2 separate regions of the Homo sapiens genome follow, and region 2 is linked to region 1. Evidence: chromatin loops called from intact Hi-C (ENCODE). Cell type or tissue: breast epithelium. All regions are shown on one strand. Region 1 overlaps LAMA2 (laminin subunit alpha 2). Region 2 overlaps LAMA2 (laminin subunit alpha 2).

Region 1 (5,000 bases):
TACACCCAGCAAACTTTTGTATTTTTAGTAGATATGAGGTTTCACCATGTTGTCCAGGCTGTTCTCAAACTCCTGAGCTCAAGTGATCCACCCACCTAGACCTCCCAAAGTGCTGGGACTACAGGCATGAGCCACCTGTGAATTTAAAGTAAATTAATATTATGTACACAGAAGTTACAATAAAAATGCTTCTATTTGGATAAAACAAAAAAATTAAAACTACTGTAAAAGTGAAAGATACTACATACTTTAGGAACAACTGGTATTTGTATGCAAGTGGGCCTAAATCTAATGTTGTGTGAAGATCAAAGCCAAGTACAATTGTAGCTCATGTTGCAGTTATTTCGAGGTCTCAAAAGGGATAACAACAAAAATCTATAATAGAAAACAGAATCTGGGTTAAAATCAGTGGAAATAATTTTTATTTCAGAATTAAATAAATTGAGTGAAATGAAGTATCTGGCTCTTGGAGGAAAATATGGTATCTTATTCTTTAAATGTCTTTAAATTTATAAGTCATAAGCTGCAAGTCAGTAGCATCATTATGTTGATGAATTACCCAGTTTAATTCTTATAAAAATTGAAATTATCTTCTGAACTCTAAGTCATATTTTAGCCACAGGTATTTTTTTGTTTTGTTTAATCAATAATTCCTGAAAGAATGAAACTTATTCGACTTTTATTACGTGACAAGGTTTAAAAAAATTTGCTTGAATAAAACATTATGGAGTCTGAATTCAAAGCATAAAGGCAGAAAGTAAAGTATGAAGATCTTTCAAACGTCTGTCACTTTTAATAATTTTGTTCTATGTTATATGACCTACGAATGTTAAGAGTCTGTAAGAGTTTCTTCAGCTGCATTTGATTTTACCAACACCTTGTGGGTACAGTTAAGAAGATGACTTATTTGAGGCTTTATAACTGAAATTGGATATGGTTCAAACGTTCAACAGATATAAACATATTTTAATTAAGAATAAATATTTTTATAAGATTGCTGAAATGACTTCTCTCAAAAATTTATGCCGGAACATCAACAAATAAATTTGCATTACAAAATAGAAAATTCAATTGTGGAAAATCATATTCTAACTTATTCTGATGAAGTAGTTCCCTTGTCAGGAAGCTTTTTCTTAAAGTGTGTTTTATGATTTGTGATAGAATTACCATCACTAAGTCGATCATTGCCCATTGGTTAGTCTACATGTACTGCCTTTTAGTGACATGAGTTCAATTCTAATTAAGAATGAGAATAGCCTATAACTATGAACACAGATAGCTACATGTGTCTCTAGTGAGAGGTACTAGTCCTCTTTGACATTTCTCTTAAAGCGGAATTTATTTGGGGTAGTGATGGTTTTACTGGTAGCCATAGGGGAAGATAAGAAAAGGGGGCCAAGATATTCATTTCTACTGCTGGCATGTGGAATGCTCTTTTCCTGCTCCATGCCAGTCTCTCACTTGATTTAGAAAGATTTGTGCGTCCTTAGCTTTGACCATCAAGAAGAGTCCATCTCCTTTGCCTTCCTGTGCCTGGTACCTGAAAGACCTAGTGAAGACTGAAAGAAAAGTTTTTATTTTCTTACATAGTGAAAGCACTTTGAAGCATTTTGTTACACATATCTATAATTTAACATGATAATTATATTGATCATTTACAATTCTACACATTATTTTAGCAAGTAATGAACGTTCTTAAGTGCCTAGTGTTGTCATAGGTATAAATCAAGTAGGATACCTGCCCTCAAGAAAGTGTATAATTTTATGCGTAGAGATAAGAGATGAGTACTTTCGCAGAAACAAATGAATAATTATATACCAACATGGAGAACTTAAGCTCATAGGTGAATGTGGGAATATGGAGGAGAATGAAAATCATTGCCAGGTGAGTGATCAAAGAGTGCATTCTAGAAAAGGTGGTACCTGTACAGGGGTTTGGAGGATGCATTGGTATTAAATAAGAGAGAAATTAGAGGGAAGACACATCTTCCAGGCAGAGTGTCTAGAAGCAGAGCCAGCAGCAGATTTTAGTGTAAGCAATTTATTGAAAAAGTCCTCTCAGAAGATATCTATGAGATGGTAAGAAAAGCTGAAAAAGGTAGGGGAGAAAGTGGACAAAGATGTGATCTCTAAAGTTGAGCCTCAGACTGATACATGGCATGGTCTGGAGGGAAAATTGCACCACAGAAAGAGGTACCCCTTAAGGAACAGGATGCCAGGATTTTACCCCTCATATCTGTCAGTTATCGGCTACAAGTCCAAGGGGCAGGGGGAAGTGCAAGTGATGTATCTTGCTGGAAGTCTCAGGGTCAGGAGGCTCTCATTCAAAGAGGCAGGTCTCTGGAATGATGCAGCTGCAAGCCATTAGCAGCCAACCCTTGCCTCAGCTGAGAGATGGGTACCAGGATGAAAGGCCTGGTAAAGGGTTATGGCTGTGCCACCAGTGGAATTTCCTACACTGGGAATATACATGCTAGGTGCATAGAATGTTAGGTGTGAGAGGGGAGACCAGCCTGTTGGAAAGTATTCATTAATGCATATTTGTCAAGAATTCTAGCTGGTAACACTTTATTAAACATTAGATATTGCTATTTTATGTGCTTTGAAGCAATTACACTGTTTGAAAAACCTTATTTTGTAAAAAAAAATCTGTTCTATTCACTGTCTCACAGATTTAGGACAGTTTATTAATTAAGAACACTAGATTTCAAGTCAAACAGACCTGACCTTAAACCTTGACCTTGTTCTTTGCTGTATAAATGGTTTTGTATGAGTTACTTAACCACACTGAGCCTCAAATTCCCATCAGTTATATGTGGATTATAATGTCTGCCTCATGCTTGTTGTGAACATTCAATGTAATCATTCATATGAAGAAGCAATGAACACAGGGTCTGGTGCACATAAATGTTCAACAAATGATAGACATTACTTCCTTCTGGATGAGCAAAACCTTGATGCTTTCAGTAGAAGGTATTTGGAACTATGGTTGAATCTTTTCTGGGGGTATTGATGGGACTAGAGTCAGGATGAGGTGGATGAAATGCCAGGTACTTTCATCTGTATGACTTGAGAGTGTATGCATCAAATTTTGCACCCTCGAGCACCTCTCTCACCTCCACATTGAAAAAAATACATGCCAGATTAAAAAAAATGAAATTGGAAAGGATGGTTTGTAGAACTGTTAGAGCATCCATAAAACTCATTACAAAGTAAAATATATTAGTAATAAAATGATTTTAGTAATACCTCGGGAACCACTCTAATTCCAAATCATCTCTCTGTCTCTTGTAATGGCTTTCCAATATTCTTTGAAAAATATTGAGGTTATTTTAGTTATGATATTGGTACTTTGATTTGGTTTAAATATCCTTTTATTCTTGAGATATACAATTTCAACTGAATGGCAACTATGACAGAGTTGAAAATGTACAGAAAAATAAATTATAGATTAGACAACGTATTAATTTAAAAGCAGTTGCAAGCAAGTTACTATATTGCAATGAAAAAAAAGTTCCTAAAATTGGTAATTCAACTATTGCTGTCCTAATAGCTGAAGTCATTTTTATGTATGGCAATCCTAAATCAAAGCCATCATAAGATGCTGCAGACCTCTTAATAGCTTGGCTCCAGTGATAATGAGCCCAGGACATTAGAGCTCATTTGAGAGCAGGATTCATAATTTTTTTTACTGTGCAATTTTCCTACCTCTGGCTTTGTCTCAAAGACATAGCCACACATGGAGAAGGACACTGATAATAAGAGAGTTTGACATTCTTTATAATTTTTCTTTTGCCAGGATCCTTATAATCCTTGAATCAAAATGATTGAAGCAGTTATTTTTAAAAATAGAAGCTAGATTTAAAATGTATTATTTTGTGCCTCTTTTGACATTATTTTGTTTAGAGCACCTTTAAAAACTCTACTGGTGATTAAAATATTGAAACTATAACAGTATTTTTGGCATGATTTTTAAATACTTCTTTCAGCTATATACTTCTCTAACTTATTGGCTTATTATTTGATTTAATTGTCCTTAGGCAGTGTTAATTATGAGAGTTTGCCGAGTTTCTTCTTGGGAATTTGAGAATAAAGGATGCGGGAAAGAGGAGGTGGGTGGAGGATGGATATAAACTGTTTTTTCAATGTACTGAAGGCATTTCAGATTACCAGAAGAATCACAGAGACAAGGGACCATTTAGCCATAGGGTTAAACCTGTCACTTTACCTACCCCACAAATAAGTAACTATGGCAACTCACTGAAAGTGCTTAGCTACCATGGGAGTGGATGGAGTTCGTGCTTTGTGGGGACAATGCTGTGGGACCTCTATGCCCCCATCCATAAGGGACCCTGGGAATTGCCTTCTAGCAGAGAGGCCAACTCACATTTCAAATAAGTATTTTTCCCTCCTCAACTGCTTTTCTAAGCTTTGCACATTAACACTGACCTAGTGCACCATTTAAAAGTCCTAAATATATCACACAGTCGCCAGCCCAATCAAGGTGAGTGGTCAGACACCAGCATGCTGTGCACAGTATGCTAGTTGGCCTTAGAGTAATACAGGGTACACCATTTATGTCCAGTTAACCAGGTGACCCTCTAGTTGCTTTATTAAGCACAGGCTTGACTGTCAAACAGGTCACAAGGAGGACAAAAAGTGTCCTTGCATCGTATGAAAAGAGTTGCTTGAAATCACAGAATACCCTCTATTAATTGCTAAAATCCAATTTCCACCTGAAGACATGCCTCCATGACTCGTGAGAAAAATCAATTATTTAGGTAAATAGGATCTGCAACTCAAACACTCAGACCTATTAGAGTATCTAGCAGCATGCCAGGAGATAGACTGAGCTGCAAGATAAATATGGAACCATCTTGTGGAATATAAATTTCAGTTAAAGGTTTTAAGGAGTATATAATAAGGAAAGCATTGTTTTATATTAAAATGTATTCAATTATATTATGGGATGGAACTGAAAGTTCACATGCAGTTTTCAG
Region 2 (5,000 bases), 410 kb after region 1:
GGGTGATCCACCCGCCTCAGCCTCCCAAAGTGCTGGGATTACAGGCGTGAGCCACCATGCCCAGCACTACTGCCAATCTTTGTTATGCTCCTTTTTCTCTGCTTGGTTGGCTCACCAGTCACTTGATACAGTCTTTAGATTTAAGAGCACATGTCAAGGTTGATCCTGCATGACTGCTGTAGGAGCTACCCTCTCTTCTTTAAGGGCTTTTATATTTTATACTCATTGTTTTTAAATGGAGAAATCTAATTCCCTAATATCCCTGGGTAAAGAAGACATTATTCCACCCAAGAACTCATATTTAAAATGTATTTTGATATATTTTAATTCATGTATAAATATAAAGTAAAAAAATTACATAATCATATATCTCTTTCAATGCATTTTGATTTGTTGCCATTTTATTTTACTCACTGGAAGAACCCAAGTTCCTCACATATGAGAATCATGTTTAACATATTCAAACTGCCCTACAGTATGTGTGAAATATTAAGATGCTTTTTGATGATGACTCTACTTACCTCTATAGCTATTGTCCTTAGCTCCTTTCTTTTTTCAGAGCCAAAATTTTTTAAAGACTTGGAGACAAGTCTGTATTTATTTCTCACTCCACTGCTGCCTGGATTTTCACTCCCAGCCCACTACTGAAACTGTTTTTATAAGATAACCAATGACAATCTGGTAACTAAATCCACTGGATACTTATTAATTTTACTTGAAATCTCTGCAGCTTTGATCTTTCCTTCCTTCTTAACATACTGTCCTCTCTCTGTTTTTCTCTTAATTCTCCAACCTTTCATTCTAAGGCTCTTCCTCTCATCATCCCTTCAAAGTCGGTGTTCCTTGGGGACTAGGCCTCAGTCCATGTTTTCCCTCACTGTATAACACTTTCTTTGGTCTTCAATTGCCATGTACAAGCTGTTAATTCATAAATCTATATTTTCAAGGCTGACTTCATTCTCATGCTTTGGTCCTATGTGCCTTACTATGGATTGGACATCTCAAACTAAACTCATCATTTCCTCTTAAAGCCCATTATTTCTCCTGTGTAGAACATCTCAGTGTTTTATCCGCCAGTATATGCCCAGTCTCCCAAAGAGAAATTAGCAGGTTGCCCTTCACTCTACTCCCTCTTTCATCCTTCATCAAATTCAGTTTCCTTCTATGGTGACTCTTTGTAAGCCTTATCCAACTCTAACCTGTTGTTATTTATATGGCAGAGTGAACATTCTAAATTGCAGATCCTATCATGTCATTCTCTTCCTTAAATTGTACTATGGCTTTCCACTTTTTTCAGGATGACATACAGTGCTCTCCCACCATGATCTAATCTCTGCTTCTCTCTCATCTCTCCCCACTACTCATGGTCTGGTCATCTGGACCCCTACGGATTGAGGGTATAAGCCAGAAACCTACAAATTTTCTTTGGTGCCTCTTTCTTCCTCATGATGCTCCTGCTTATCCAATTCATTACCACACACTGGGCTTCCACTTGTGTGTATGGCATTCATCTCTACTACCCCACTCTCATCCAATCTCATATTGTGTAGTTTGGGATTACCACATTTGTTTTTTAGCTGGTCTCTCTGCTTTTACTCTTGTTCTCCTCCAAATCTGTTCTCCGTAACGTAGCCAGAATGAATGTTTGCTATTCCAAATGTGAATACGTCATCGCAGTGCTTACAAACTCTTCCCCTGACTTCCCTTAGGCTCGTAGGATAAAGACCAAAATTCTCCCCTTGGCCACATCTCCCATCACTTGTGCCCCTGGCCATCTGCACTCCAGCCATACTGTCCCCCAGCCACTTTGTCCCACCACAAAGCATTGCCACACATTTCTTTATTTTGCCTTAAAGGTAATCTACCTCTCCCTACATTTTGTTAATTTCTGTTAACTCCAATTTACCTTTCAAATCTCAGCTCGTGAAAGCCCTCTGTGCCATCGCAGGGGTTCCAAGATTCCTCCTGTGCTTATCTTATACCACTATTTTTCCTCTAGTTTGTAGTTATAAATTTATCTACATGATCATTTGACAAATAACTATATAGTCCACCAGACTATAGACTCCAAATGGGCAAGAAACCTTTTTGTTTCTTACCACAGTATCACCAATATTGTACACATAATAGGTGTTAAGTCAATATTTGTTTAATTAATTGTGAATGATTTTAAAAGCATTTGAACAACAAGATGGAAATGTAGACAAACCCAAAATAAACATTTATTTTGCACTCTTTAAAATGTGTTAAAATCAGGCATATATTTATAATTATATTGTTGAATATTTTGTTTTCATTGATAAACACCTCTTAACTATTTATATTCTGTAAGGGGAGAATGCTATGTAGTAGATTGAACTGTATAAAATATTAAAATTTTGTTTCACTTATATTGTATTTTATTGCCTATTGAATATCAAATTTAATGAAAATGAAACATTTCCAAAAGGATGAAACTAGTTTTTAAACGATTTAAGTGCCAATATTATAAGTTTACAAGATTTTATTTATAGTTTTTAAAAGATTTCAACTGCTAACAGTGTTTTTTATTTCTCCTTTTATATTTTTAAAAGATATATATATAATATAAAACAAGTCATATCTTTTTGGTTTGGAACTTTTAAAATTGGCACGTGAAATATTTAGGAAGAAATTCCACATGGAACTGGCTCATTGTCATTCCACGGGGTCAGCTGGTTGCTCCTTCTTTCCTTGTGTGTTGTTGGTCCTTATGGCTTGCCTGATGAGTGCTTCACTACCACTTAGACATATGGAGCTGGTAATATTGGAAGATGACCCTTGAGAGTATCATATAAATGATTTGATCTGAAATCTAATTTTAGCAGGAAACCATATGAGTCCACAAATGCAAAGGTAGACAGTATCTAAGCAATGTTATCTATTCAGTAGTTAGGTTTGCTCCATTAGATTCTAGTTTTAACATAAAGAAGGCAGAAAATGAAACACACTGGTCATATCCAACCAAGAAAATTATGTGCAGATTTTAAGAGGCACAGTAGAACTGCTTGAGCTAAAGCAGGAAAGTAACAGCTACATTGTTCAGAAGTAAATTAACGTGTGCCTAATGGTAATGCATGCTGCCTAGACATAAATACTCTAAAAAACAAAACAAGAAAAAATAGAAAAAGAAATGGGAAAAAAAAAACCTAGTTGAGTGAATGTCAACATAAAAGAAAAGGTAATCAAAGGCAAGAGAGATACAAGATACTGTGTAAGGCATCATTTACAAAGGAACACTGTAAAGATTGCAGAATAGAGGTAAGAGAATGTTAAAATAAGAAAATCCAAGATAGAGAATGAAAGGAAGATTGTACAACATATTAGGATAAATGAGAAGTTATTTGTCAAATACTCAAAGGACAAGATAATAGTGAATAAGAAGAAGGATGACTAAGAGATGGAGATGGTAATTTAATAAAACACAGAAAGAGCCAAACTGAATCAGACAGATAGTTCCTATCATGTAGTATTTAGCATTCATTCATAACATTATCAATAGCCTGTCCTGGGTGAGATTGATTTTTGTGAATTTTGCTTTGGCAGTGATACCACTATCTATCACCACTACCCATAGGTGATAGTGCATTTGTCATAGGCTTCTTTATGAAGTCTCTCGTGGGTATTTTTGACCAGGGTGAATCTTCAACTTAATTACTGTGTAATGAGACATGATTTTTAAAAATATATCTAGATGATGTTCTGATATGATTTTGAAATGTGTTAATTGACTGAAAGTCAAAACTTATATACTTAAAGTATACATTAACTGGAGCAGTGTCCTCCACTCACCTAGAATACTCCAGTTTTTCATGTATTTTACTACTCTTTCTGGATGTTAGCCAAACACAAAATAGTGTTGGGTACAAACAAAATATAAGTCTGTGAGACAAAAAAAAAGTGTATTTCATCTCCAATTCCCTGTACATGTAAGTTCAGATAAGTTACTTAACCTCCTCATACCTTCCTTTTCACCTGTGTAAAAAGAGGGATGATGCCTTCTATATATCTCTAAATTCAGGAAGAGTAAGTGAGACACACGAGAGTGCTGTAAGCCTTTGCAAACATGTATATAAATTTGGCATAACTATTCACAATAGCAAAGACATGGAATCAACCTAAGTGCCCATCAATAATAGACTGGCTAAAGAAAATGTGGTACATACACACCATGGAATACTATGCAGCCATAAAAAAGAATGAGTTCATGTCCTTTGCAGGGACATGGATGGAGCTGGAGGACATTACCCTTAGCAAACTAACACAGGAACAGAAAATCAAATACTGTATGTCCCACTTATAAATGGGAGTTAAATGATGAGAACACATAGACATGTAGAAGGGAACAATGTTCACTGGGGCCTACCAGAGGGCGGAGGATGGGAAGGATGAGAGGATGGAGAGGATTAGGAAGAATAACTTATGGGCACTGGGCTTAATACCTGGGTGATGAAATAATCTGTGCAACAAACCCCATTATGCATGGGTTTTTTTTTTTTAACCTGTGTAACAAATCTGCACATCCTGCACATGTATCCCTGAACTTAAAAGTTAAAAAAATATAAAAAATACAAGTAATTCTGAGGTACAGATGAGCCTGACTGTGTAACTCATCCTTTAGCATGCTAACCCGCATTAAGTTGATGCTTTTGGTGCCGGGAACCTCACGTCTCCTCCTCTTCTGGAATAGCCTAGAGAGGAAGCTCTTCTTCTGTGTTTAGAGGGAAGGTATCTCCTTCAGTAAGCACTGTGCTGGCCCTGAAGAGTCTTCCTACCCTCTTCCTGCCCCCTACTGCCACTCCCACCCCACCAGCGTGGAACTTCGTGTGTATTCAAAGGTCCAGTTTGAATTACTGTGAGGCCAGTGGCTAGAAAGCAGTGTAGTTGGGACTGGAGATTCACATGCCTGGCTCTTCTCCCAAGCTTCAACTGTAGCTCTTGAGCAGCAGCTTCCTCTGAGCTTCTAAAAAATGCCCAGAAAA

What was found. Hi-C counts contacts between places; a loop is a spot of excess contacts. Peaks named below come from ENCODE experiments on the same cell type or tissue, not always from the same donor. Only the 100,000 strongest peaks of a DNase experiment are listed, where the experiment ranks them.
Region 2: a loop joins it to region 1, with 15 times the contacts of the local background. A loop is called at or near these places in 2 of 110 quality-filtered maps.

What each region holds. Positions count from the first base shown.
Region 1 is chr6:128,969,585-128,974,584 of GRCh38, forward strand. All of the region lies in intron 1 of LAMA2 (laminin subunit alpha 2), which reads left to right. Among named protein-coding and RNA genes, the nearest start is that of LAMA2, 89 kb to the left of the region's middle. In breast epithelium, no CTCF peak of the experiment used is centred here; no DNase peak of the experiment used is centred here.
Region 2 is chr6:129,374,819-129,379,818 of GRCh38, forward strand. The region is part of intron 34 of LAMA2 (laminin subunit alpha 2); the gene reads left to right. Among named protein-coding and RNA genes, the nearest start is that of ARHGAP18, 330 kb to the right of the region's middle. In breast epithelium, no CTCF peak of the experiment used is centred here; no DNase peak of the experiment used is centred here.